Regions from separate parts of the Homo sapiens genome. Here region 2 is linked to region 1. The links are chromatin loops, found by intact Hi-C in ENCODE. Cell type or tissue: ascending aorta. All regions are shown on one strand. Links, peaks and the distances in the headings refer to the core of each region. The heading gives the core; the rest is flanking DNA. Region 1 has its middle 43 kb from the start of TMEM130. Region 2 has its middle 110 kb from the start of TMEM130.

Region 1 (14,989 bases), core at 3,154-11,153:
TGGTGGTGCATGCCTGTAATCCCAGCTACTCAGGAGGCTGAGGCAGGAGAATCACTTGAACCCGGGAGGCGGAGGTTGCAGTGAGCTGGGATCGTGCCATTGCTTTCCAGCCTGGGTGAGAGAGTGAGACTCCATATCAAAAAAAAAAAAAAAAAAAAAAAAAAAAGAAAGAAAAGAAAGAAAGAAAAAAAAAGAAAAGAAAATAAATATGTGTTGATCACCTCCTGTAAGCCAGGGAGTGATCTCTACAAAAATTTGTTTGTAGAGACAGGGGTCTCACTATGTTGCCCAGGCTGGTCCTACACAGCTTCCAGCCTCATCCTGCCTGGAGCTTGGAGGGGTGCTAGGTCCTGGGCCCCAGCCCTTCCCTCCAAAACCCTGTGTTCTCCTGGTTTCCCTTCTGCCCGCTAGTCGGGGTTTCCCTCCTTTTTCCTGACTTTCTCTCTAATGTTGTATCTCAGAGCTCAGTGCTGGGAACCCTGCTGTGTCACCTGTCCCTAAAGGATCTCTCTCTCTCCAGGAGGTCACCTTGCCAGTAAGCAGCTCAGGAGAGCTGCGGCCACCTCTCACCTCCACAGCAGAGCTCTCTGAGGTGGCACCTGTCCATGTCTCGGCTGTCGGTCCCTCCAAGACTCAGAGCCACCTACCCAGAACCCACTGTGCCATGCCTGAGCTTACTCATCATTCACTCTCCCTAGGATAGGGTCCTAATTTTGTCCCGGAGAGCCATGGACCCAACTAAACTATATTTTCCAGTCCCCCATATGGCTAGGGGTGGCTGATGAGATTAAAGCAGAAGTTTTGGGTGAAATTTCTATGAAATTTCCTTAAAAGACAGGCAGCTTTTTCCATCCCTGGCACCTGTAGTGCCAGCTACCTGAGGCTGAGGCAGGAGGACTGCTTGAACCCAGGAGTTGGGGGCTACAGTGAGCTATGGTCACACCACTGTACTCCAGTCTGACAATAGAGTGAGACCCTGTCTTTAATAATAATGATGATAATGATGTTGGGGCCACCATCCTAACCCAAGCCCCTCTCTTGTCTGGTGAGCTTGATGACAATGGTTTCCCAACTGGCTTCCCTCCTCCCTCCATCCTCCCCAAAGCTGCCAGAGGCATAAGTATCTGACTTTCCAGGCATAAGTATCCAGGCATAAATACTTTCCAGGCATAAGCGTCTGACCCTGTCATTGCCGTGCTCCAACACCTGCTGTGGCTCCCCATTACCCAGGAAGAAGTTCAAGCTCCCCATTGAGTTTATGAGAATTCCAGACCTCTCCATGTCCCTTTCTGCCCTCTTCCTCCCCATCTAAGCCCTAGTCCCATCCTGTTCCATAGAAATATAATGTGAGCCACATATGTAATTTTTTTTTGAGATGGAGCTTCACTCTGTTGCCCAGTCTGGAGTGCAGTGGTGTGATCTTGGCTCACTGCAACCTCCAACTCCTGGGCTCTAGCGATTTTCCTGCCTCAGCCTCCTGAGAAGCTGGGATTACAGGCCTGCATCATCATACCCAGCTAATTTTGTATTTTTAGTAGAGATGGACTTCCACCATGTTGGCCAGGCTGGTCTTGACCTCCTGACCTCAAGTGATCTGCCTGCCTTGGCCTCCCAAAGTGCTAGGATTACAGGCATGAGCCACCACGCCAGGCCCCACATTTTAATAATATATTTTTAGTACACTCCTTCTAAAATATTATCATCTCACTATGCAATCAATATAACATTTAGTAATAACATATTTTACCTTCTTTTTTTCTTTGTTCTATGTCTTCACCGTCTGGTGTGCGTACTTTCCTTTTATAGAGCATTTCAACATGATCTGTGTTTAGATTTTGTAAAATGTACAGTTTAAAAAATAGATATACATATTCGAGTTGTACCAAACATAATTAAAAGTCTTCCAGTGACTGAATTAAAGATCCGTGTTTAAATTTTAATTTTAACTAATTAAAATAAAATAAAATTTAAAATTCAGCTCCTTGGTGGCACTAGCCTATTTCAAGTGCCCAGCAGCCGCCTGTGGCTGGTGGCTGTGGCATTGGATGGCACAGCTCGGCCTCTTGACCGGCACTGACCACGCTTACCTTTCCTCGATGATGGAAGCCTTCTGTGCTTGCATCGCGCAATGGTGTGTGGCGTTTGAGCACTGAGGAACTTAATTTTTAATTCTGTTTACTTTTCACTGATTTAAATTTAGGCTGGGTATGGTGGCTCATGCCTTTAATCCTGGCACTTTGCAAGGCCTAGATGGGAGGATAGCCTGAGCCCAGGAGTTTGAGAGCAGCCTGGGGAACACAGCGAGACCCTGTCTCTACAAAACAACAACAACAACAACAACAACAACAACAAAACCAAGTTAGCTGGGTGTGGTGGTGGGGACCTGTAGTCCCTGCTACTTAGGAGGCTGAGGCAGGAGGATTGTTTGAGCCCAGGAAGTTGAGGCCGCAGTGAGTGGTGATTGCACCACTGCACTCTAGCCTGGGCAACACAACAAGATCCTGCCTCTGAAAACAAAGAAAGAAAGAAATGAAATAAAATGAAAATCAGCTTAAATGGCCACATCTGGTCAGTGGCGCCCCCTGCTGGAGAGAGCAGGCCTTGTCATACTGAGCTTCTGGCATTCCCCACACACGTAGTGGCCCTCTCGCCTCTGACCGAAACATTCGAACCTCACCCTAGTCTTTCTCTTGGCTGAGTCGCAAACATCAATTAGCTGTTAGGGGATGGCCCAGCTTGCCTCTGTAGTTCCCCATTCCAATAATTACATGTTTATTATAATAAATTGTTTAATTTATCTTCCCAGGTAGAGGGTGAGCGCCGTGAGGGCACAGACCAAGGCCATCTTGTTTATCACTGTCTCTCCAGTGTTTTGGGAGGAGTACACAGTGGGCATTCCAGAAGACTTATTGAATGAATGAATGAATGAGTGAATAGCCATGAATGGACAAATGAATATTCATAAAGGAATACATATTCATGAATGATCAAATGAATATCCATGAAGAAATGAATAATCATGAATGAGTGAATGAATGTGAATGAATGAATGAATGTGAATGAATGAATGTTCATGAATGAATGAAGTGCCACACTGCCTGGGACCCCACTGTGAGACAGTGTTCTTTGTGGTTGAGCATTGCCTTTCTCTTCTTTCTCTTCTTCCTCCCTTTTCAGGCCAGCAAATTCCCAACACCATAGTGATAGCTGCTATTTATGGAGCACTTAGAATGTGCTAGGAGCAATGTTTAGAACACTTGATGTCCATTAGCTTATTTCATCCCCATATCAATCCTGTAATGAGGGTAGGATTATTCACGGCATTTTAAAGGTGAAGGAGCTGAGGCACAGAGAGGTTTAGTAACTTGTTCAAGGTCACACACCCAATAATTGACAGAACCAGAGCTAGGCAACCTGGCTCCAGAGGCCACGGTCAAACCAACTACAAGAAGTGATTTTCCAGCTGTTTGGATCATACAGTAAGAAGTACGTTTTACATTCAGCACATTACCTCCCCACCCACGCCTGAAAAAAGTTTATAAAGTATTGCTTACATTATCACATGGAAAGAATCCTGGTGTGTTCTATTCTAGACTGTTCTTTTTTAAAAAAAAAAAATTATAGATGGGATCTCACTATGTGGCCCAGGCTGGAGTGCAGTGCTGTGATCATAGCTCACTGCAGCCCCAACCTGCTGGGCTTAAGCCATCCTCCCACCTCAGCCTCCTGAGTAGCTGGGACTACAGGTGCACGCCACCATGATCGACTAATCTTTAAAATTGTCTATAGAGATGTGGGGGGTGGGTGGGGGGGGTCTTGCTATGTTGCCCAGGCAGGTCTCGAACTTCTGGCCTCAAACGATCCTCCTGCCTTGGCCTTCCAAAGTTCTGGGATTACAGGCATGAGTCACCACACCGGACTTAGATGGTTCTATTTTATTCTATCTCATTTAAGAAGATGCTGGTTCTGACCCCACCAAAGCTATTTCATGACCCATTCCACTATACTATTTTTACAAACCTTCTAGTAGAGAACATTTCAAACACACAAACGTGGAGGGAAAATAGAGGCCTCCTCCCATGTGACCTTATCACTCACCAGCAATTTTCAGCATGTTTTTGTTTTTTGTTTGTTTTTTGAGATGGAGTCTTGCTCTGTCACCCAGGCTGGAGTGCAATGGCGCGATCTCGGCTCACTGCAACCTCCGCCTCCCGGGTTCAAGCGATTCTCCTGCCTCACCCTCCCAAGTAGCTGGGATTACAGGTGTGCACCACCATGCTCGGCTGATTTTTGTATTTTTAGTAGAGATGGGGTTTCACCATGTTGGCTAGGCTAGTCTCACACTCCTGACCGCAAGTGATCCGCCCGACTCAGCCTCCCAAAGTGTTGGGATTACAGGGGTGAGCCAACTTGCCCTGCCAATTTTCAGCTTGTGGTCAATCCTGTTTCTTGCTAACCCTGCACACTTCCCCACCTGTGAGTTTTGCAGCATCTCCCAGACTTGATATCATTGAATCTGTAAATGTTTCAATCCTTGTCTTAGTGTGCAGGAACTGCCGTAACAAAATACCATAGACTGGGCAGCTTAAAAAGCAAACACTTGGCCGGGTGTGGTGGCTCACGCTTGTAATCCCCGGCATTTTGGGAGGCCAAGGCGGGTGGATCACAAGTTCAGAAGTTTGAGACCAGCCTGGCCAACACAGTGAAAGCTCATCTCTACTAAAAACACAAAAATCAGCTGGGTGTGGTGGTGGGCGCCTGCAATCCCAGCTACGCGGGAGGCTGAGGCAGGAGAATTGCTTGAACCTGGGAGGCGGAGGTTGCAGTGAGCTGCGATTGCACCACTGCACTCCAGCCTGGGTGATAGAAATAGACTCCATATCAAAAAAAAAAAAAAAAAAAGGCAGACACTTATCTTCTCACAGTTCTGGAGGCTGGACATCCAAGATCAAGGTTCTGCTAAGACTGATTTCTTTTTTTTTTTTTTTTGAGACAGAGTCTTGCTCTTGTTGCCCAGGCTGGAGTTCAGTGGCACCATCTTGGCTCACTGCAACCTCTGCCTCCTGGGTTCAAGTGATTCTCCTGCCTTAGCCTCCCGAGTAGCTGGGATTACAGGCACGTGCCACCACGCCAGCCTTTTTGTATTTTTAGTAGAAATGGGGTTTTGCCGTGTTGGCCAGGCTGGTCTTGAACTCCTGACCTCAAGTGATCCATCCACCTTGGCCCCCGAAAAAGAGCTGGGATTACAGGCATGAGCCACTGAGCCCAGCCCTTCTAGGGTTGATTTTTCTTTCCCTTCCCCACTTCCACCTCCCCTCCCCTTCCCTCTCCTCCCCTCCCCTTTCTCCCTTCTTTTAGGAGACAGGGTCTTGCTCTGTCACCCAGGCTGGAGTGCAGAGGCACAATCATAGCTTACTGCAGCCTCAACTTCCCAAGCTCAAGGGCCGCTTCTCGCTATGTCCTCACACGACTTTCCTTGGTGCCTGTGTGCAGAGGCGCACTGGCATCCTCTTCCTTTTATAAGGACACCAATCCTATCAGATCAGGACCCCACACTCATGACCTCATTTACCTGAATTACCTCCTTATAGATCTCATCTCCGAATACAGCCACACTAGGGGTCAGGCTTCAACATATGAATTCAACTTACTGAATGTCTGGACACAAACATTCAGCCTGTAATGGTCTGTACCAGTTTTAGCAAAGATGTCCTCCCTCAGTGGGGAGAAGATGGGGATATCAGGTACTTAGAGGGCTGGAGTGAAGAGGACAGACAGAAAGGTGCTAGGGTCTGGCCATGCATGGTGGCTTATGCCTGTCATCCCAGCACTTTCGGAGGCTGAGATAGGAGGATCGCTTCAAGCAAGGAATTTGAGACCAGACTGGGCAACATAGTCAGACCCCATGTCTACAAAAAGTTTAAAAATAAGCCGAGGACGGGCTCGGTGGCTCACACCTGTAGTCCCAGCACTTTGGGAGGCCGAGGTGGGTGGATCACGAGGTCAAGAGATAGAGACCATCCTGGCCAACATGGTGAAACCCGGTCTCTACTAAAAATACAAAAATTAGCTGGGCATGGTGGCGCATGCCTGTAGTCCCAGCTACTCAGGAGGCTGAGGCAGGAGAACCGCTTGAACGCAGGAGGCAGAGGTTGCCGAAAGCGTCGTGCCACTGCACTCCAGCCTGGCAACAGAGTGAGACTCCGTCTAAAAAAAAAAAAAAAAAAGCCGGGCATAGTGGCATGCACCTGTAGTCCCACCTACTAAGGAGGCTGAGGCGGGAGGATCACTTGAGTCCAGGAGTTCCAGGCTGTAGTGAGCTATGATCGCACCAGTGCACTGCAGCCTGGGCTACAGAGTAAGACCCTGTCTCTAAAAGAAAAAAGGTGCTAAGGTCTGCTCACGAAGGTCTGGTACACCTGGAGAGGAGGAGAGGGAGGCAGGGGAGGTAACAGGCCCTGTCTGTAACGCCAGCTGTAACAGAGAGCTGTCTGCGGAGCATTCTGGGGTGTTAAGGGCCCCTGTGCTTTGTGCCTGAGAGGGACTGTACTCATGGGCTGGAATGAAGACCTCAGGAGACCTGAGCTCCTGTTCCCCAGGATCACCACATGGCTTAGGCAAGCTGATTGTCTTTCTGACCTCAGTTTCCCCTCCGTAAAACCAGAAGTTTCAGATCAGCATGCCCAGCTCATCGATTCCTGGATTTCCACCACTGCGGCTCAAGATCAGGGCTTGCACACAGGCAAATGCCAGCAGGTCTCTCCAGGTTGTGCGTTTTTATTTTTTTAGAGACAGTACCTCACTGCAGCCTTGACCTCCCAGCCTCAAGGGATCCTCCTGCCTTAGCCTCCCAAGTAGCTAGGACTACAGGTGCATGCAACGATGTCTGGGTACATTTATTTTTCTTTTTTGTAGAGATGGGTGGGGGAGGGTCTCACTATGTTGCCCAGGCTGGTCTTGAACTCTTGGCCTCAAATGATCCTTCTGCCTTGGCCTCCCAAAGCACTGGGATTATAGGCATGAGCCATTATGCCAGGCCCTCTGGGTTGTTTCTGGGAGGATGGAGGGATCCAGTGTCTTAGGGGAGGAAGTTGAGGGCCACCTGGAGCAGGGCTGGAAGGGGGCATAGTCCTTGCTGATGGGGAAGATTACGTTAGAGATGGGGGTGGGGAGTGGGGGAGGGGGTTAGCAACCCCCTGATGGGCCATTCTGATGAAAAGTGGAGTGTTAAGACCAGGTCCTGAGGGGGTAGGAGAAGGGGTCAGGGACAGCTCTCAGAGGCAGGATTGGCTGAGGGACGTCCAGGGCCAGGTGGCCTTGTTTCAGTTTAAAGGTGTCCAGGGCTGTGCTGGAGCCCGGAAAAAGCCGCCTACAGGCAGCGTTGAGTCCCTGAAGCTCTGTGGATGTGACGTCTGGCCGAGAAGGACGGCTGGCACAGGGCACTCCCTGTAGCAGGGCAGATGGAGAATTCAGCGAGAGCCAGAACTGAGTGCCAGATGGGCCTGGAGCCGTGTCAGCCTGCTGAGAATCCCCGGAGAGCCGACGGGCACCAAGCCCAGTGTTGTTGAAATGTGGCAGGACAAGGTGACCCCAGATGGCCGGCAGGCTTGAGGGTGAGGAAGAGGCTGGCAGATGGGCCAATGGTGGGAGAAAGTCTGTGCTGTGATTTCAGCTGGGTTCCCCAAACTCGCCCCCGTGCTTGCACACGGCCAGCAGGTACGCACACCTGTGTAGGTGTGCACACCACGGTGCGACCGCAGACACGCAGACACCTGGGGCGGCAGGCCTGCCTCCGCCTCCAGCTCTCACCACCGACATCCTCTGTTCCTAGAGGTGTGTTGTCCTAGAAATCCCTTTGCCGTTCGAGGATTTCTTGGATGCTGCGGCCAATTTTCATTCCTGCCACGAAGCTTCTCCGCAGACCCTGCCAGGAACATCTCTTTTTCATTTATTTCGGGCACAGGAGAAGCAGCAAGAGGAAGAACCCTGCAGACGTCTCCGTGGTATTTTCATCAACACGGCAGCCTCCTGAGCACGTACACCCTGAAGCCAGGGCCTGGCTCCAAAGAGCGGTGGGACCAGAGCCCCTCGCGGGGAGGCAGGGAAGCTGTGTGGAGGGGAGCACACCTCCCTCCCTCCCTCTCTCCTTCCCTCCCTCCCAGATCTGGCCCTTAGCACCTGCCTGACTCCCATGTCTTCTGTCCTGTGGGGGCAGGGGCCATGACTGGGTGCTCCACCTTTGTAGCTCCAGTGCCTAGGATGGAACCTGGCCCACTGGGTTGTGTTAGTTCAGGTCCTTTGGAATCAGAAGTCAAGAGAGATTTTATTTGGGGAATCACCTATATAGTGAATTAAATAATGTCCTTCTCAAAAGTTTATGTCCACCCAGATCTCAGAATGTAACTATTTGGAAACAGGGTTGTATTAATCCATTCTTCCCCCTACTTTTTTTTTTTTTTTTTTTTTTTTTTTTGAGATGGAATCTTGCTCTGTCACCCAGGCTGGAGTGCGATGGCGCCAACTCGGCTCACTGCAAGCCCTGCCTCCTGGGTTCAAGGGATTCCCTGCCTCAGCCTCCCAAGTAGCTGGGACTACAGGCACCCCCACCACACCCGGCTAGTTTTTTGTATTTTTAGTAGAGACAGGAGTTCACCATCTTGGCCAGGCTGGTCTTGAACTCCTGACCTCGTGATCCACCCACCTCGGCCTCCCAAAGTGCTGGGATTACAGGCATGAGCCACCACGCCTGGCCTGTATTAGTCCATTTTGTTTTGCTATATGGGAATACTTGAGGTTGGGTCATTTATGAAGAAAAGAGGTTTATTTGGCTCACGGCTCTGTGGGTTGTGCAAGCACAGCACTGGTGTCTGCTTCTTGTAAGAACCTCAGGAAGCCTCCAATCATGGCAGAAGGCAAAGTGGGAGCAGCCAGGTCACATGGCGAGAGAGGGAACAAGAGAGTGAGGAGGAGGTGCCAGGCTCTTTTTACCAATCAGATCTCACAGTAATTAATAGAGCAAGAATTCACTCATGACCATAGGGTGGGCACCAAGCCATTCATGAGGAACCCACTCCCACGACCCAAACACCTCCCACCAGGCCCCACCTTCAACATGGGGAATCATGTTTCAACATGAGATTTGGAGGTGACAAACATCCAAACTATACAACGGTCTGTGCAGGTATAATTAGTTAAGAATCTCAAGGTGAAATTATCTTGGATTTAGGGAAGACTCTAAGACCAATGACAGGTGTCCTTAGAAGAAGAGCTTAGAACACTGACATGCACAGAGAACAAAGCCATATGACAAGACAGACAGGGATTGGAGCAATGGGTCAACAAGCCAAAGAACACAAGGATTTGCCAGCAGTCACTAGAAGCTAGAAGAGACAGCCAGGCATGGTGGTGGCACATGCTTGTAGTCCCAGCTACTCGGGAGGCTGAGGCAGGAGAATCTCTGGAACCTGGGAGGCGGAGGTTGCAGTGAGCCGAGATTACACCAAGATTGCACTCCAGCCTGGACATCAAAGCGAGTCTCCATCTCAAAAAATAAAATAAAATAAAATAAATTTAAAAATAGGCCAGGCACGGTGGCTCACGCCTGTGATCCCAGCATTCTGGGAGGCCGAGGCGGGTGGATCACCAGGTCAGGAGATCGAGACCATCCAGGCTAACATGGTGAAACCCCGTCTCTACTAAAAATACAAAAAAACAAAATTAGCCGGGCATGGTGGCGGGCACCTGTAGTCCCAGCTACTCGGGAGGCTGAGGCAGGAGAAAGGCATGAACCCGGGAGGTGGAGCTTGCAGTGAGCCGAGATCACGCCATTGCTCTCCAGCCTGGGCGACAGAGTGAGACTCTGTCTCAAAAAAAAAAAAAAAAAAAATCAGCGCAGGGAAAGGATGCAGGGGGCAGAGTCCAGGAGGATTCAGCACATGGAGTTTCCAGTTGTCCCGTCCTTTGGAGTCATGGCTAGCATTCCCAACAATGATGCGTGACGACGTGCATGGAGTATTGCTAACCAGGGCAGCTCACCTGAGCCTTGGTGTCCAGTTTTTACTGGGGCTTGGTCATATAGACATGGCTGATGCCTGATGTGGCTGACAATCCCCATCCCCTCTGGAGGTCAAGCTGATGCTGTGTAGCCCAAAGCCTCCACCATAAGTCATGTACGTTGTTAGATTGCATAGCCCCAGGCCCCCAGGTAAACGAAGACATTCTTACCAGACAGGATGTTCTAAGGGCTTAGAGCTCACCTCCCGGGAGCTGGTGGTAAAAGCCATACCACTCTTTGGATAAAGTTAATTCTTTTTTTATTTTTATTTTTTATTTTAATTAATTAATTAATTTTTGACACAGAGTCTCGCTCTGTCACCCAGGTTGGAGTGCAGTGGTGCAATCTTGGCTCACTGCAGCCTCCACCTCCCAGGCTTAAGCAATCCTCCCACCTCAGTCTCCTGAGTAGCTGGGATTACAGGCACCCGTGACCACGCCCGGCTAATCTTTGTATTTTTAGTACAGACAGGGTTTCACCCTGTTGACCAGGTTGGTCTCGAACTCCTGGCCTCAAGTGATCCACCTGCCTCGGCCTCCCAAAGTGCTGGGATTACAGGCGTGAGCCACCGTGCCTGGCCATCTTTTATTTTTATTTTTAAATTAATTGTTTATTTTTTGAGATGGAGTCTCACTCTGTCACCCAGGCTGGAGTACAGTGGTGTGATCAGAGCTCACTGCAGCCTCCAACTCCTGGGCTCAAGCAATCCTCCTGCCTCAGCCTCCTGGGTAGCTGGGACTACAGGTCCACCACCATGTCTGACTGATTTTTAAATTTTTTTTGTAGTGATGATATCTTGCTATGTTGCCTAGGCTGGTCTCAAACTCCTGGCCTCAAGTAATCCTCCCACCTTGGCCTCCCAAAATGCTGGGATTCCAGGCGTAAGCCACTGCACCTGGCCTAGGATAAGGTTAATTCTTTACTACACACAAGTCAAGGGACCTCAAACAAGATACTAAAACCTCTCAGCACCTCAGTGTCCACATCTGCAAAATGGGCATGTGAGCACCTTCCTTCTAGTATTGTCAGGAGGGGGATTATGCAAAAGAGCATCTAGGAAAGGTTCCAGTCCAGGGCCTGCCATACAGCAGGCACTCAATGCACTCTTTTTTTTTTTAACGGAGCCTCATTCCGTCGCACAGGCAGGAGTGCAGTGGTGCAATCTCGGTTCACTGCAATCTCTGCCTCCCGGGTTCAAGCGATTCTTGTGCCTCAGCCTCTTGACTAGCTGGGATTACAGCCGCCCACCACCACACCTGGCTTATTTTTGTATTTTTAGTAGAGACATATTTTTGTGATGTTGGCCAGGCTGGTCTTGAACTCCTGACCTCAGGTGATCTGCCCGCCTCGGCCTCCCAAAGTGCTGGGATTACAGGCATGAGACACCACACCCGGCCAATAAACTCTTGTTCAATGAACGAATGAAGGAAGGTAGGGAAGCCCCCAGCCTGGCCCCTTACACAGGCTAGTCCTTTGGAAGGGAAGGCGGCCCCTGGAGAGCAGTGCTGGCTCAGCCTGCTGCCTGATTCACAGGTGACTCATCCCCAGCTTTAGGACAAGATCTAAGGGGCCTTGGCTGGGTGCGGGGTTCTTAAAAGGTGAGCTGACGTCCCAGTTGCAGAGTAAGAACTGAGCTCATTACGTGTGGCCTTTTTGATGAATTATAAAAAGCCTGAGCCTCATGCTGAGAACGCAGAGAAGGGATGTGAGGCCACCAGCAGATGTATACATTTTATTTCTGAAGTGAGAGGAATTCTGGCTTTACTGGGAGAAGTAAACTTTGTGCAGAATGACTGAGCAGGCTGAGGGCTGAGAGGTGCCATGCCACAGTCAGGGCCCCGTCAAGGAGAAGGCAGTGGGGCCAGGTGTCATTGTGCCTTTTAGGAGACAAGTCCAGGGCTGTGTCATCTGCTGGCAGTGAGAAGTCAGCTCTGAGCTCCTCCCCGAAGGTGGTTTTTCCTTTTTCTACTTTGAGAAATGTGCTGGCAGGCATGGATTTTTTTTTTTTTTTCTAGACGGAGTCTCGCTCTGTCACCCAGGCTGGAGTGCAGTGGCATGATCTCAGCTCACTGCAACCTCTGCCTCTCGGGTTCAAGTGATTCTCCTGCCTCAGCCTCCTGAGTAGCTGGGATTACAGGCACGTGCCACCACGCCCGGCTAATTTTTGTGTTTTTAGTAGAGACAGGGTTTTGCCACATTGGCCAGGCTGGTCTCGAACTCCTGACCTCAGGTGCTCTGCCTGCCTCAGCCTCCCAAAGTGCTGGGATTACAGGCGTGAGCCAGCTTGCCCAGCAGGATTCAAAGATTTTCTATTTGTGATTGGTTAAGGAGGCAAGGCTTTGTCTAAAAAATTGTGGACAGGGCCTGACATGGTGGCTCATGCCTATAATCCCAGCACTTTGGGAGGCCGAGGTGGGCAGATCACTTGAGGTCAGGAATTCAAGACCAGCCTAGCCAACGCAGCGAAACCCCATCTCTACTAAAAATACAAAAATTAGCCGGGCGTAGTGGCACGCACCCATAATCCCAACTACTCAGGAGGCTGAGGCAGGAGAATCACTCAAACCCAAGAGGTGGAGGTTGCAGTGAGCCGAGATCACGCCACTGCACCCCAGCCTGGGTGACAGAGCGAGACTCCATCTCAACAACAACAACAAAAAAGAAAATTGGGGAGAGTAGAAAAGAATGTTAGCTCTGGTCTGTGGGTATGACCTTCTCCAGGCCCCTCAGGAAGAAATTTAGAACAAAGAACTGTCAGAGTTCAGTGCTCAGTTCCCCCTTATCTGAGGTCTACCTGCCAGCAGCAGGTCCATTTGGCAGGAGCCCAGGTTTCTGAAAAACTCAAGGACATCTTTGGTTCCCATCAGGAACTAAACATCTTGTGATTTCCTTGGCTATTGCTTTAAGCTACTATTACCTTTTTGGTTATCAAGTTGCTCATTTACTGCTCAGGACTAGCTAGGTGCCTGAACTTTCCCTTGAAGGAACTCAAGATTTTCCTTTATTTCCATGCTTGGAGGGGGAGGGTGCCCACCAGGCCCCTAATAGGGCCTCTGCTTTATCGCATCTTCAGGGAGGGCTTTCTAGTGGGCCCGTAGCCAGGAGGACAGGTCCTCCACGACCCACCCTCAAAGTCCATGCCTGGCCTGGCATGTTAGCTCATGCCTGTAATCCCAGCACTGTGGGAGGCTGAGGCGGGCAGATCACCTGAGGTCAGGAGTTCAAGACCAGCCTGGCCAACATGGCAAAACCCCGTCTCTACTAAAAATACAAAAATTAGCCGGGTGTGGTGGCACATGCCTTTTAATCCCAAGAATTGCTTGAGCCCGGGAGGTGGAGGTTGTAGTGAGCCGAGACTGCGCTACTGCACTTCAGCCTGGGCAACAGAGCAAGACTCTGTCTCAAAAAAAAAAAAAAAAAAAAAGTGAAGGTTGCCAATAGGATTTGTGAATAGATTGAAGGTGAGGTTTGAGAAAACATGAGAGAGGTCGAGAGGTCGAGAGGTCCAGGGTCTCCCTGAGGTTTGGCCTGAGACACCAGAAAAGTGGAGTTGCCATCAACAGAGATGGGAAGGCTGGAATGAGGAGGTGCGAGGGAACAAAGCTGGAAGACCAGTGGGTCCACAGGTGCCTATGGGGAGACGTTTCAGGAAATAGGAAGAGGAAGTGGAAGATCCAGTGATCACCACCACCCACTGCCCACTACCATCCTTCTCTGAGCTTGTCTTGTTACCAAACCAAATTGAGATCCTCTCACCCAGCACAGTAACGCTAAACATCCACACCACAGTTTGCAGTGGGAGAAGTGAAGGCATTCATTGCGGGGCTCCAAGCAAGGAGAGGGAGGTTACAGTCAAAGCTGTCAATCAATACATGGAAGTTATACCTTGGTTTCACCTAAAAAGGTGAGACATCTCAAAGCAGGAGCCCACAGGCCATAGGAGGATTCAAAGATCTTCTTTTTTTTTGTTTTTTCTTTTTTGAGCTGGAGTCTCACTCTGTCACCCATGCTGGAGTGCAGTGACGCGATCTCAGCTCACTGCAACATCCGGCTCCCAGGTTCAAGTGATTCTCCTGCCTCAGCTTCCTGAGTAGCTGGGATTACAGGCCCACCACCACGGCTGGCTAATTTTTGTATTTTTAGTAGAGATGGGGTTTCATCATGTTGGCCAGGCTGGTCTCAAACTCCTGACCTCAGGTGATCCGGCAGCCTTGGCCTCCCAAAGTGCTGGGATTCCAGGCGTGAGCCACCACGCCCAGCCAACCTTCACAATTTATCCAGAATCTACTCATTTTTTTCCACCTCTACTGCTCTCACCTGGTCTGAGTCATCACCATCTCTTGCCTGAATGATTGCTGTTGTTTCTGCCCTTGTGCTCACCGTCTAGTTTCAGCACAGCAGCCTATTAAGACCTAGGTTGATTAGGCCACACCCCTGCCCCAAATCCTCCAGGTCTCCCAGTCTCACTTAAGGTCCCTGACCTGCTCCTGTCCGACTCCTTGACTTCACTGCTTGTTCACTGTGGCAAGGGGACCTTATAGGCAGCAGGGGGTCCAGAATGTGGGAAGTCCTGTCATGCTAGAGATGCCCATCCTGAAATCAGACGCCAGAGTAGGGATCTGGGCTTGAGGTACAAGGTGGTGTGGGATATAATGAGGTTTCTCGTCAAATAATCTGATCAATCTTTTATCCTTTATCCATAGTACCCGCCCCCCCCCCCACCTTTTTCTCCTTTTTTTCCTTTTTGCCTTTGTTAGATGTCCAGGCAGGCCACAGTACCAGGCGTTATCAGTACCAGCTCACATTCCTTTCCTTATTTGGAAAGAAGACTAACTTTCTTTTCTTTTTTTTTTTTTTTTTTTTGAGATGGAGTCTCGCTGTCGCCCAGGCTGGAGTGCAGTGGCGCGATCTCGGCTCACTGCAAGCTCCGCCTCC
Region 2 (14,989 bases), core at 2,598-10,597, 67 kb after region 1:
ACTTACTGAGCACCTACTATGTGCCAGGACCTGTTCTAGGCTGTTGGGATACATCTGAACAACAGAGACAACCATTCCCGTCCCTGTGGAGCCTGGATGATGCTGGGGAGAAACAAACCATAAACAACAATATTGTAAATGGGTAAAAAATATGATAAATAGGTAAATAAATAAATATAGAAATCAATAAGTAAATTAGAAAGTGATGAGTATTATGGGACAAGAAAAAGTAGAGCAGAATAACAAGAATGGGAAAGAACAGTTTAAAGTTTAAAGAAGGCGGTCAACGTTCTATATCTTGGTTTTGGGAGTGGTTCCCTGGATGCATTTGTCAAAACTCATTGAACTACAAGCTTAGAATCTGTGCATGTATGTTATACCTCGATACACTTAAGGCCAGGCAGGGTAGGTCATGCCTGTGATCCCAGCACTTTGGGAGGCCAAGGCAGGAGAATCGCTTGAAGCCAGGAGTTTAAGGCCAGCCTGGGCAACAAAGGGAGACCCCCATCTCTACAAAAGTAAAAATAAAAAAATTAGCCAGGCATGGTGGTACACAACTGTAGTCCCAATTACTTGGGAGGCTGAAGTGGGAGGATTGCTTGAGCCGGGGAAGTCAAGACTGAAGTGAGCTGTGATGGTGCCTCTGCACTCCAGCCTGGGCGACAGAGCAAGACTCTATTTCTAAAAAAAGATAAGACCAGACACAGTGGCTTACACCTGTAATCCTAGCTCTTTAGGAGGCCAAGGCAGACAGACTGCTTGAACTCAGAAGCTCAAGACTAGCCTGGGCAACATGGCAAAAACCCATCTCTACAAAAAATACAAAAATTAGTCGGGTGTGGTGGCACATGCCTGGAGTTCCCGCCACTTGGGAGGCTGAGGTGGGAGGATTGTTTGAGTCTGGGAGGTTGAGGCTGCAGTGAGCCATAATTGTACCACTGCACTCCAGCCTGGGCTACAGAGTGAGACCCTATCTCAAAACAGAAACAAAAACAAAAAAGCAGATAAACCTGGTATTTGAAATACAGCTGCCAGACCTCCTTGAGACAGTGAGGTTTCTACAAACTGAGAAGGGGTGGGGACAGAGCCAAGTGGACCCCTAAGGGAAAGGTGTGCCCAGAACAGGAAGCGGCTGGAGTGGAGGCCTTGAGCATAGAAGAGTCTAGAAAGCCACCTGGTGTTGTGAAGACTGGTCATACCCACTTTGGTTGATGAGCGGGTCAGCTTTGATCAAGGACGACAAAATGATGGCACAGTCTCCTGTCCCTCACCGGGCACAGAGGAGGACATCTGGATTTACCCAGCCCTTTGGTCCAGCTGAAGGTCTGTATCAGTCAGTTTCCGTTGCAATAATGCTGTGTAACAAGCTACCTAAAAAATCTCAGTGACTTACAGCAACACGTATTTATGATTCCTGTACCTGGATTTGCGGGCCAGATGTGTGTGGGCTTAGCTTGGCTCCACTGCGTCTGGTTCCACACCATACGTTGAGCTAAGGTTTTTATTTTTTATTTTAAAAATGTTTTAAATTTTTATTATTACTTTTTTTTTTTTTTTGAGCTGGAGTTTTGTTCTTTTTGCCCAGGCTGGAGTGCAATGGTGCGATCCTCCTGCCTCAGCCTTGTGAGTAGCTGGGATTACAGGTGCGCGCCACCACGCCAGGCTAATTTTGTACTTTTAGTAGAGATGAGGTTTCACCATGTTGGCCAGGCTGGTCTTGAACTCCCGACCTCAGGTGATCTGCCCACCTCAGCCTCCCAAAGTGCTGGGATTACAAGTGTGAGTTACTGCACCTGGCCGAGCTCAGGTTTTTAGCAGGAGCCAGCTCCACGTGTCTTTTTTTGTTCTGGGATCATAAGCACATTTCTGATCTCTGTTTGTATCATATCCGCTGAAGCAAGTCAGGTGACAAGGCCAACGTCAACGGGGCCGGGATGTGTACCTGACTCCCAGCAGGAAGTGCTTTGAGTCACAGGGTAGAGAGTGTAGATGCATTACCCAGTTCCAGGAAGGGACACATTGGGAACAAGAATCTAATTGGCTCCAGGATCTCTGATCAAGGCAGGGAGCTCTGACATCCCCCTCTCCCGCCACCTCCCAGCAAAGAAAAGCCCTCCAAAACCCTTGCCTGAATGAGTGATGGAGAGGCATGCTGGGCACCCCAGTGACTGTTCTTGCTCCTGATAAGGGTGCTGGAGTGGGTGGGAACAGGATTGTGCTACTTTATTTATTTATTTATTTATTTTTTGAGATGGAGTCTCACTCTGTCGCCCAGGCTGGAGTGCAGTGGCGCGATCTCTGCTCACTGCAAGCTCTGCTTCTCAGGTTCACGCCATTCTCCTGCCTCAGCCTCCCTAGTAGTTGGGACTACAGGCGCCCGCCACCATGCCTGTCTAACTTTTTTTGTATTTTTAGTAGAGACAGGGTTTCACCGTGTTAGCGAGGATGGTCTCGATCTCCTGACCTCGTGATCCGCTTGCCTCAGCCTCCCAAAGTGCTGGGATTACATTCGTGAGCCACCGCGCCCGGCCAGGGCTGTGCTACCTTAGAGACATGGCACTACCTTTATCCGCCGCCCTGGGTATGGCCTGGATATTCCAAGAGCCCTTCCTACATTTTCTGGATGTGGAATATTTTATGGACATAAGAGGAAGAAACCTTTATTATGTGATGTTGCGCGATCTGACACAGTGGCTTGGATTTAAGAGTTCTAGCCATATCCCTAGCACAAGCAGCTTTCATTTCTAAGCTTTATTGAGCACTGTTTTTTTTTTTTAATTTTAAATAATGACCCATCTACGACTTCTGAACAAAGTGTAATAAAAGTGACAAATATTGGTACACCGTACACGGATTGTCACCTTGGATTTACTGCCCCCCAACATTTTCTGGGAAGTCACACTAGATTTATGCTTTGGGTTTTAATCCATCACTCTATCTTTTAATGCAATATCTAATCTCACTGCTTCTTTTCTTCCTTTAATACGGTTTCTCTGGAGGTGCATTTGCAGAACTGATTTTTATCATTTGCAACGTGTTTAAAATAACGCATTAGCTATAAATCAGAGGGCTTTATTGGGAAGCTTGAAAAGTTGCTTTAAACACAATAAATTTAGTACCTTTGATTCATTCTGGGAAATCTGACAGTAGGAAAAGGAACTGAGGCCCCTTTTAACTCTGGGGACTGGGGAATCATCCTTTCAAGGTGAAAATGGAATACTTTTTCCAGCAGAAGACTTCTTCAAGCTCAAGACTTCCAACTTTCGAGACCAGAATTCAGGAACCGATGTGCCATGTGGGTTGGTAGAATGTGCTAGGAGCCAGGTAAATCTTTTTTTTTTTTTTTTTTTTTTTGAGACAGAGTCTTGCTCTGTCACCCAGGCTGGAGTGCAGTGGCGCAATCTTGGCTCACTGCAACCTCCACCTCCCAGTTCAAGTGATTCTCCTGCCTCAGGCTCCCAAGTAGCTGGGATTACAGGTGGCTGACATCACGCCCAGCTAATTGTTGTAGCTTTAGTAGAGACAGCATTTTGCCATGTCAGCCAGGCTGGTCTCGAACTCCTGACCTCACATGATCCACTTGCCTCCGCCTCCCAAAGTGCTGAGATTACAGGAGTGAGCCACTGTGCCTGGCCTGGAGCCAGGTAAATCTCAAATCTCAGTTCAGCCACTCCCATGCTGTGTGACTTTTGGCTAGTCACACAGCCTCTCTGAACCTGTTTCCCCTCTGTATGCTGAACTGCTTACCTCCAAGGCTGTTGTAAGAATGAATGAGGAGGCCCAGAATACAATAGGTGTTCAAAACATTTTTGTTTACTGAGGTGGGCCCTCAGGGAATCAATACCTCCCTCCCTATTTGGCCCTGGGACTCGGTTCCTCCTGGAAGGAGGGAGGCAGCCTCATCCTTTTCCCAGGCAGAAGCCTCTGGGGTCTGTGCTGCAGCCCTCGCTCCTCCCATAGCATGGAGGGAGTCCACATTCCACCTCCTGCCACATTTCAGAGCCAGCTGCTAGGGATGGCAGGGCTTCCAGACCCCTGTCCCTGCCGCTGGTGCCTTCCCTAGGATGACCTTAGAACTTCCCGGGGTTTCCAGGGAGGTTCTTGCCACCCCTAGTCTCATCTGGAAGAGAACGCATCCCATGCCCCCAGGGCTGGTTAAAAACCCAGGCTGTCTATGAGACCTGTCTTCCTTCTCCACTTCCGACCTGCAAGGAAACTCGAGAGCATCTCCCGCAACCTCCTTGCTGTACAGAGGAGGAAACTGAGGCCCCCACGCTGGGAGGGAGGGGTGCCTGTGTACAAGGCAGGCAGGTGCCACCAGCCCGAAGTCATCACTAGGGTCCTGATGCCCAGCTCCCGACAGCCTCGTGGGGGACCTGGCCAGACAAAGGCAGGATCCAGAAGCCATCCCCCCTGGTCACAGCACACAGCAGCAGGTGCATTTCAGGTCTACAGCACAATATAGTCACAGTAAAACCTGGGAGGGGGTCTTCCACCCTGCACATGTGACATGTACGTGTGTCTATCCCCTTCCCCTCCCCATCTTTTTTTTTTTTTTTTTTTTTTTTTTTTTGACAGAATCTCCGTCTGTCGCTCAGGCTGGAGTGCAGTGGTGCTATCTCAGCTCACTGCATCCTCTGCCTCCTGGTTCAAGCGATTCTCCTGCCTCAGCCTCCTGAGTAGCTGGGATTACAGGCATGCGCACCATGCCCGGCTAATTTTTGTATTTTTAGTAGCGATGGGGTTTCGCCATGTTGGCCAGGCTGGTCTTGACTCCTGACCTCAAGTGATCCTCCCACCTCTGCCTCCCAAAGTGCTGGGATTACAGACGTGAGTCACTGTGCCCGCTGCCCCCGCTCCACCATCCTTAAGGCTCCTACTATGTGCCAGGCTCTGTGCTGAGAATGACATGGCTCAGACCCAGGACCTGCCACTTCTGCCTCTGGTCTCCTGGCTGTCTGAACACAAGAGGTATGCAGGACCCCGGGACCCTTGCACTGGCTGTTTCCCCTGCTGGACAGTTCTTCTCCTGACACCCACTTGGCAAGGAAGTGTCCAGTCTAGGGGAAGGCCAGTCTGGATACAGATGCTCCCAGCTCAGTGGGGACAAGGCTAGGAGTGTCCATGTTCAGAAGTTGTAGATGAGTCATTATTAAAAAAAAAACAAAACAAAAACAATGCTCAGTAAAGCTTAGAAACAAAAGCTTCTTGTGCTGAGGACACAGGCTAAATCCCTAAATTGAAGCCACTGGGTCAGGTCACAGAGGGTCACATAATAAAGGTTCTTCCCGTTATGTCTGTAAAACACCCCACAGCCAGGAAATGTGAGACGGGCTCTTGGAAGATCCCAGGCTGCATCTGGGCAGGCGGATAAAGGTAGTGCTATGTTTCTAAAGCAGCAGAGCCCTGGGGGTTGGGACAGGTTTGAACTGGCAGAGACAGGGTACGGGGAAGGTGGGTTAAACATGGAAGGTGGCTCCCAACACACATGTGAGCCATTAGATCCCTCCATATTTAATCTGTTCGTATTTAACCCCCATGGGATCCATTAGATCCCACCATGTCTAATCTGTATGGGATCCTTCCCTTTCCCCTACCCTTTCCTTCCTGCCTCTCTCATCTTTTCCATGGAGACATCCCTACAATCCCCTCAGCAGGGGCACCAGCAGCCTCTTGTCACCTTCCCAAAGCCTCTGGTTCTTGGGGACATGCTAATGTCACACCTGCTTTGGGAACTCACTCCCAACTGCCCTGGCCCAGAACCCTCCTTCTGTCCTCTCCAACTGTGAAGTGCAGAGGGCAGCCTTGTGAATGGCTCCATTACTGCAGATCCTTACATCTCTCCTGAGAGCTGTGTCAGCTTCTCACCCTGCCCTGGGCCAGGACAAAGTCCAGGAAGAGGCTCACATGTGGCCGCCTTGCCTCCAGGACCGCTTTTCACACGGGCAGCTGGGAACGAGGCCACGTTAGGCTGGGAGCTCCTTCCAGAAACAACACTGATGAAATTAAGGGGGGTAAATGGATCCCAGCATTGTTACCAGCAAGACATTTGGGGAACATAAATTTCACAGGGAATTAGTCACTCTAAACTGCTTTATTTGGTTTCAACTTAGAATAGCACTTAAATTATTCAGCTAGGGAGGGGGAGGAAGGGGGCAGGAAGGAGTTGCCAGGCCCTGTATCAACCTTAAGGAGTCATGGGCGGAAAAGCAGTGACATCTGTCTGGGGGTGGCCGTTGGTAGCTTGTGGGCCGCCTGGATTCCTTCTGAATTTGGTAAAAGCCCCCAGGATGTGAGACGCAAAGGCACGACTTCGCATCAGTAACACACGAGTTTCGTTTTACTCCACGCCCGTGCAGAAGCTTGGGAGAGGTGATGCTGTTATTCCTCCTGTCTTACGAACCTCTCTCTTGACCCCCTACCTACTCCAGCCACTGCCCCATATACTGTTTTGCTTTGCAAAAAAACTCCTCCCTGGCTCCAACGCTCTCTTGCCCTCCATCCACTGCACCCCCACTCTTAACCCCTCCATGAAGGCTTTGCCTGCCCTACTCCAAGGAAACTGCCCCCCCACCAAGGCCCCGTGACCTCCAAGGTAGATTCTTTGTCCTCAGCCCATTTGACTTGGAAGCCACATTGGGCACAGTTGCTCTCTCTGTCCTCCCAGGAAAACTTTCTTCCCTCGGTTTCCTGGCCCCTAAATCTGCTTTGCCTCCTAACCTGCCGGCTGGTTTCTCCTGATTCCTCCCAGTCCCCACCAACCTTCTATCTTTAGGCCCCAGGGCTCGGACCCTGGACCTCTTGCTCTTTCTACTCTCCCTCTCGTGGGGAGCTCGTATGGTCTGATGGCATTAAAACCATCAATTCACCAATGACCCCTAAACTGATATCTCCAGGGTAGATTCCCCTTAAGCTGCAGACTTGTACATACAACTGCGTTTTGGACTTCTGCACCTGGATGTCTAGTTAGGTATCTGAAACTTACCATCTCCCAGAATATGAATTTCTGGACCTCCTCCCTGTACCTGCAAACCACCCCAAGGGACCTCTTCATCTAGTTAATAGCAACTCCACTCTTTCAGTTGCTATCCTGGGCCCAATCCTGGGTGATCTCTGATTCATCTCTTCCTCCATATCTAATCCACATGGAATTCATTAAATCTCTCCATATCCAACCCACATGGGAGCCATTAGATCCCTCCATATTTAACCCACATGGGAGAATCAGATCCCACCATATCTAATCTGCACGAGATCCATTAGATCTCCTATATCTAAGCCACATGGAATCGATTAGATCCCACCATGTCTATTCTGTATGGGATCCATTGGATCTCCCCATATCTAATCTGCATGGGACCCATTAGATCCCCTACATCTAACCCACATGTAACCCATTAGATCCCCCATATCTAATCCGCATGGAATCCATTAGATCCACCCATATATCTAACCCACGTGGAATCCATTAGATCCCCCCATACCTAACCCACACGGGATCAATTAGATCCCCCATATCTAACCCACATGGAATCAATTAGATCCCCCATATCTAACCCACATGGGATCCATTAGATCCCCCCATATCTAACCCACATGGAATCCATTAGATCCCCCATATCTAACTCACATGGAATCCATTAGATCCCCCCATATCTAACCCACATGGAATCCATTAGATCCCTCCATATCTATCCCACATGGAATCAATTAGATCCCTCCATATCTAACACACATGGAACCATTAGATCCCATCCATGCATAAATACATAATCCATCTGCAAGTCCCATTGGCTCCACTTTCAAAATGTATCTAGAATCCAACCTCCTGTGCTCCCATCCTCATCCAAGCCACCACCACCTGTCCCCTAGATTGCTGCATTAGCACTCCCTACGTCCACCTCGTCCCCACAATCTAATCACAGGAGAATGGCCCAAGGAAAAGCCTATGGGGGGGTGTCGGGTTCGTGTCTCTCCTTCTCTGTTCAAAACCCTCCAGAGACTCATGTCGCAGAGCAAAGTCCTTTCCAGGACTGGCAGCCCCCACTTCTGAACTCTCTCCTCTGTGCTCAAGCCACTTCTCCTGCTGCTGGTCTCCTTGATGTCTAAACACATAGAGGCATGCTCAGCCTCAGGGCCTTTGCACTGCTGTTCTCTCTGCTGGATGAGGCTCCCAGACACCCATGTGGCTCATTCCCTCATCTCCTACAGGTCTTTGCTCATCTGTCACCTTCTCAACGAGGCCTGCTCTGATCATTCCAACTTGAAATTCAGCCTCCAAGCCCTGTACGCTACCCCTCCTACCTCCATCAGGCTTTTAGTAGCACAATCTTCTAATATACCACATAGTTTACCCTAAATATTATGTTTGAAAGTTATCTCTGGCTAAGTGCGGTGGCTCATGCCTGTAATCCCAGCACTTTGGGAGGCCGAGGCAGGTGGATCACCTGAGGTCAGGAGTTTGAGATCAGCCTGGGCGACATGGCGAAAACCCATCTCTATTAAAAATAGAAAAATTAGTCAGGTGTGGTGACGGATGTCTGTAATCCCAGCTACTTGGGAGGCTGAGGCTGGAGAATCTCTTGAACCCGGAGGCAGAGGTTGCAGTGAGCTGAGCTCGCACCATTGCACTCCAGCCTGGGCAACAAGAGCAAAACTCTGTCTCAAAAAAAAAATAAAAAAATGCCAGGCGCAGTGGCTCACACCTGTAATCCCAGCACTTTGGGAGGCTGAGGGGGGCAGATCATGAGGTCAGGAGATCAAGACCATTCTGGCTAACATGGTGGAAACCTCGTCTCTACTAAAAAATAGAAAAAATTAGCCGGGCGTGGTGGCGGGCACCTGTAGTCCCAGCTGCTCGGGAGGCTGAGGCAGGAGAATGGCGTGAACCTGGGAGGCGGAGCTTGCAGTGAGCCAAGGTCACGCCACTGCACTCCAGCCTGGGCAACGGAGCAAGACTCTGTCTCAAAAAAAAAAAAAAGATAAAAATAAAAAAACCGAAAATTATCTCTTTCCTCCACTAGAATATAAGTTCCATGAAGCCAGGGTTTTTTACTTCTTCTTTTGTTCTTTTACTTTTTTAGAGACAGAGTCTTACTCTGTCACTCAAGCTGGAGTAGAGTGGTGTGATCATAGTTCACAGAAGTTTCAAACTCCTGGGCTCAAGTGATCCTCTCACCTCAGCCTCCTGAGCGGCTGGGACTACAGGCATGCACTACCATGTGTGGCTTTATTTTTAGTAGAGATGGGGGTCTCACTACGTTGCCCAGGCTGGTCTCAAACTCCTGGCCTCAAGTGATCCTCCCACCTCGGCCTCCCAAAGCACTGGGACTTCCCAAAGTGCCATCATGCCTGGATGAGTTTTTATTTCCTTGCTCCCTGCTGTGTCGTTGGTTCCTAGAACAGTGCCTGACACATAGTAGATGCTCAATAAACATGTGCTGAATGAAAAATCCATGCCATGAGGTGTTGGATAGACTTTAGAACCTGTGATGTGGTTCTGTCTCCAGCTCTGCAGGCAGGTGGCCATGCGCTAGTTTTTTACCCTCAGGAGCTTCTGTTTGCCATTATCCACAATGGGCGGAGCTCCAACAGGCATCTGCAGGGAGGTGAGATGAAATGGGCAAACTGTCTAGCACTGTGCTTGCTGTGTGGCAATATCTCTAGAAACGTGGGGGCCATGGCAGTGGCACATGTCTGTAATCCCAATGCTTTGGAAGGCCGAGGCAGGAGGACCGCTTGACCCCAGGAGTTTGAGACCAGCCTGGGCAACATAGTGAGACCCTGTCTCTACAAAAAATTTAAAAAATTTGTCAGACATGGTGGCACATGCCTGTGTCTAATCTGTATGGGATCCATTGGATCCCCACATCAAACCCACATGGAATCCATTACATACCCCCATATCTAATCTGCATGGACAGCTACTCAGGAGGCTGAGGTGGGAGGACAGATCTCTTGAGCCCAGGAGGTTGAAGTTGCAGTGAGCCATGATTGCTCCACTGCACTCCAGCCTGGGTGACACAGCGAGACTCCGTCTCAAAAAAAAAAAGTTTGTAAACTGTGAAGTGCTGGACAGTGACATGTGGATGGTGACCATGCAGGTCCTTATTTTGGGAGAATCTGCTTGGGTCTGGGCAAGTGAGCCAGGATTAAACCTGCTGGGGGAGGGGGAGATACAAGGAATGGAGCCTGGGGTCCAGAGCTAAAGTCAGGTCACCCAGTCCCTGTGCTGTTAGGTGGGTACCTCGGGGACCCCTGCATCCAACATCAGCCTGAACACGCTCCCTTTCTCCCTTATGCCTTGGGTGTTACAAATATCCCTGCCCAGATGAGCACTCCTTCTACCAGGAGTCTGCAGCTGGATTTCTTGGTGAAATTAACAGGAGATTCTGGGATGTTCTGAGAACCCCAACCTGGGTCCTCTGTGGGAGTCAGGGATGCCCGGGGGCTGTGGGATCCGGAGCAGCTCCGTGAGGCATTCCCAGCAGGAGGCCTGATCAGACCCTCAAGTTGGAGAGTAATTAACTTGCTTAATTAAAGCATGCAGGCATAGGGCTCCTGCGGGGACGCGCTGGGGGGCTACGTGACATCCACCCTAGAAAGAGTTTCATGTGCTGTGGGTACGGCACCATCAGGGAGTGGTGGGGAAAACTAATTAAGAAGCAGGTTTGGGGAGCACAGCCCTTGGGAACCATAGCCTGGCAGGAGGGCTGGGGGCCCGGATGCTGGTTGGGGCACATGGGAGGGTGCATGTCCCTGGAATGCCCCAGCCATGTGGGTTTGGGGTTGGAAGGGAGACAGGCAGTGCCTGCTGGGCTCTGTGGTAGGCTCTGTGGAGCTGGCAGGCTGTTTGGCATCTGCTTCATCACATTCTGTTCCTTGAAATGCCAGGGCAGCCCTCCTTCCTCCTGAACTACAGGACAAGGCAGCTGAGCTGACTGTGGGAGGTGGAGAAGGTGCCTGGGTATGCCGGAGCCTCAGGGTGTGAGAGTCACTTCCCTGGACCAGGAGGGTGGCTCCAGAGAGAGCCACACAGCAGCCAGCCCCCCACCCAGCACCGGACTCCTGCCACAGGCCACGTGCCCTGCCGGCTCCACCTTGAGACCTTGGTCCCCGCTCGTCCCTTGGGTGGGGACACTCCCTGTGCTCTGCCTGCCCTTCTGCATCTCCACAGAAGCCCTGACCACTGTCCCATGCTGCCATCTGCTGACCCCCAGGGCCCTTCCCTCAATGCTCTGCACGCCAGGGGCTGGGGGGCGGTGACTTCTCATGCAGATTGTAGCCCCTGGGGATGCACCTGCTGAGGCTGGCTGTCAGTCATTCACTCAGCAACTGTCCTGCATCTGCAGTGTACCCAGCTGTCTTGGGTACTGCAGATGGCAGCGAGGAAAACATTGTTTCTCCTCCTGCAGGAACTCCATCCTCATGGGCTGGGAGGGGCGGGAGAGGGGAAAGGGGAAGGTTGTGTCCGGTAGTGCTATGTGCCACATTAGGGTAGGAAGGTGGCATCAGGAGTGGTCAGGGAAGACCATTCTGTGCGGGGGGGGGGGCGGGGGGGGGCGGGGGGGGGCGCGGTTCATGAGCTGAATTGCATCCCTCCCAATTCATAGGTTCAAGTCTTAACCCCCAGTACTTCAGAATGTGGCTGCATTTGCAGATACAATCCTTAAGGGGATAATTAAGTTTCATTGGGGGTCATCAGGGTGGGCTCTAATCCAACAGGACTGGTGTCATTATAAGAGGTGAGGACATAGACACACATAGAGGGATGACCATATGAGGACACAGAGAAGACGGCTGTCCACAAGCCAAGGACAGACACACAAGTCCTGTTGTATCAATCTTGAATTTCTGGCCTCCAGAATGGTGAGACTAAACATTTCTGTTGTTTAAGCCCCGCAGTTTGTAGGACTTTGTAAGGGCGGCCCCAGGAAACCAACACAGGGATCTCTGAGTACAGGCTCTGGGCAATGGGAGAATGAGCCTGGGGGCTGCCTGGGAAGTGTTCCGGGCTAAGGCCTGAGGTGGGAGCTGCTGGGGTGTTCCGGGACCAGCCAGGAGGTGACTGAGGCTGGAGCTGGAGTCAGGCTGCAGGGAGGGGGGTGGAGGCTGTGACCTGCCTGATGGGTTCCTGGCACCTCAGGATTGCAGGGGCCAGGACCCAAGCAGAGGGATGCAGTCCAGCAAGTGGGTGAGGTGGGCGGGGCTCAGACACCAGACCAAATTGAGGACTACCTAAAACAGGTCCTGGGCGGAAGCCGCTTTCTATAAGACATGCCCATCCCTGTGCCATGTCAGTTTACCGTTGCTATGGCAACACCAGGAAGTTACTGCCCCTTTCCATGGCAACAGTCCTGACAACCAGGAAGTTGCCACCCCTTTCCTAGAAATCTCTGCATAAACTGCCCCTTAATTTGCATATAATTAAAAGTGGCTATAAATAGGGCTGCCGCACTGCCTCTGAGCTGCTGCTCTTGGCACACTGCCTATGGGGTAGCTCTGCTCTGCAATAAATGTTGCTGTCTAGGCTGGGCACGGTGGCTCATGCCTGTAATCCCAGCACTTCTGGGAGGCCGAGGTGGGCAGATCACCTGAGGTCAGGAGTTCCAGACCAGCTTGGCCAACATGGCAAAACCCTGTCTCTACTAAAAATACAAAAAAAAAAAAAAAAAGAAAGAAAGAAAGAAATTAGCTGGGCATGGTGGCATGTGCCTGTAATCCCAACTACTCAAGAGGCTAAGGCAGGAGAATCCCTTGAACCCTGGAGGTGGAGGTTGCAGTGAGCCAAGATCACGCCATTGCACTCCAGCCTGGGCGACAGAGCAAGACTCTATCTCAAAAAATAAAAATAAAAAACCCAAACAACAACAACAACAACAAAAGTTGCTGTCTAATGCCACTGTTTTGCCCTTGAATTCTTCCTAGTCCTAGCCAAGAATGTTGTCAGTCATTTACTCAGTAGCCATCTAGCCCCTGCAGGGCACCTGGCTGTCTTGGGTTCTGTGGACGGTAGGGCTAAGCCCCAACTTTGGGGCTCACCTGCCCTGCATCACAAGGAGAATATTCCCGGGAGACCTCCAGCACGAGGCCACTGCTGCATGCCCCAGGTGACTGTGGGTGGTTGAGGCAGCAGTGGCCCTGCCCATGTGAAGCCAGGTTCTGCCCAGAGTGTGTGCCTGCCTACATGTGCACGGCCTCAGCCTCACAAAATCTACCCGCTCACATTCATGGTGAGCCCTATCCAGTGGAAGAGCTGGGCTCCATGGACAGGGAGCTCCTCGGGGGAGGAGCTATGAGAACACAGGCCCAACGTGGGGTACAGGTTGGAGGATTGGGGAGCTGGGCAGAACAGAGCCTGGTACAGGATGGGGTTAGGCCAGCGGGGCCTACAGACAGGTGCTGGTTTAATCAGACTAAACCCTCTCGAGCTGCTTCCTTCCAGCCACAGACTGTTCTGTGTCCACACTGACCTGAGGCCCGGGTTCACCTTCTGGCCATGGTGGGGAGATGCTGGGCGCACCTAGGTCTGCACGGCTGCTGTCTGTGACCATGCCTTCTGAAAAACCCACCTTGAGAATTGTTAGTCCACACTGCACCTTTTTTTTTTTTTTTTGAGGCAGAGTTTTGCTCTTGTCACCCAGGCTGGAGTGCAGTGGTGCGATCTCGGCTCACTACAACCGTTGCCTTCTGGCTTCAAGCGATTCTCCTGCCTCAGCCTCCTGAGTAGCTGGGATTACAGGCACCCGCCACCACGCCTGGCTAAGTTTTTGTATTTTTGGTAGAGATGGGGTTTCACCATGTTGGCCAGGCTGGTCTCAAATTCCTGACCTCATGTGATCCGCTCGCCTCGGCCTCCCATAGTGCTGGGATTACGGGCTGAGCCACTGCACCACCCGGCCCAAACTGTACCATTTTGTAAGCCCCCTGCCATTTCGCAGACTTTGGTCAAAGTGAAACATCTCACGGGGGTTCGGGCGGTGAGGTGAGAAACAGCCCGCCCAGCTGCCTGACTTGATCACATTCTGTTGGGAAAAAGTCCGAGGAACATCACTATCTCATTCTGTGGGAACAAGGGTCAAACTGCCTCATCATGGGAACGTCTTATAAACATCTTCCCAGGCTGCAAGCCACACTGCCCAGACCCCTCCCGTGCATACCTGTAAGTACCGCAGCCTGTAGGTGATGGTAGGCACTGGCATTAAGCCGGTGCCCCACCTCTGTAGGTCTTATGCTGGACATAAAGCCTGCATTTGCTGTAGAGCCTCCACGCTCTTTCTTTAACCCTCACCTTCCCTTCAAAACCTAATAAGAATGATCTCCCAGGATCCTCCCCACCACGCTGGCCTCCTGGTCCCTCTTGTGTGCTGGGCAGTTCTGGGCCTTGGGGTGGTTCAGAGCCCTCCCGATTGGCTAAGCATTTCCCCTAATCTCTATCACATTCTCAACTCCTAAACAGAATCCGGCTTCTCCGGGAAGAATTGGCAACTGGCTGGATGGGAAAACACAGCTCGAGTCTCAGATGCATCTGGGAATCACCTTGTCTGGGGCCTGGCTGTCTCTTCCCTGCCGTTCGTTGGAGCCTGCCCTGGGCTGTTGCCTGGGCTGCAGGGATCCTGAGCGGCTGAACCAGGAGGAAACTCTGTCCGGATCCTCCCTGGGGGCCCTGGTATGCAGCTCTCATCAGCAGCCCCAGCCCCGCTCATCACCACTTCCCTCCAGACACATTGGATCTCCACTTATTTGGTCTTTGGTTTCTCTCAATAATATTTCACAGTGTTCTGAGTAGAAGTCTTATGTCCCTTAGCTCTTAAGAAATTGCCCCCCGTCTCTACTAAAAATACAAAAAATTAGCCGGGCGTGGTGGCGGGTGCCTGTAGTCCCAGCTACTCGGGAGGCTGAGGCAGGAGAATGGCGTGAACCCGGGAGGCGGAGCTTGCAGTGAGCCGAGATTGCGCCACTGCACTCCGGCCTGGGCAAAAGAGCGAGA

What was found. A loop is a pair of places that touch in the nucleus more often than their neighbours do. Peaks named below come from ENCODE experiments on the same cell type or tissue, not always from the same donor. Only the 100,000 strongest peaks of a DNase experiment are listed, where the experiment ranks them.
Region 2: it touches region 1 in a loop (3-fold over the local background); 29 of 110 quality-filtered maps call a loop at or near these places.

Annotation. Positions count from the first base shown.
Region 1 is chr7:98,819,434-98,834,422 of GRCh38, reverse strand. No RefSeq gene overlaps it. Among named protein-coding and RNA genes, the nearest start is that of TMEM130, 43 kb to the left of the region's middle. RefSeq lists an enhancer at 7,706-8,281. In ascending aorta, for the core only: a CTCF peak has its summit at 7,385; a DNase peak (open chromatin) is centred at 7,492; H3K4me3 peaks cover 356 bases; H3K27ac peaks cover 3,294 bases.
Region 2 is chr7:98,751,511-98,766,499 of GRCh38, reverse strand. No RefSeq gene overlaps it. Among named protein-coding and RNA genes, the nearest start is that of TMEM130, 110 kb to the left of the region's middle. RefSeq lists a silencer at 11,080-11,129 and enhancers at 11,490-12,017, 12,018-12,548. In ascending aorta, for the core only: no CTCF peak of the experiment used is centred there; DNase peaks (open chromatin) are centred at 4,912, 5,929 and 6,199; H3K4me3 peaks cover 747 bases; H3K27ac peaks cover 4,875 bases.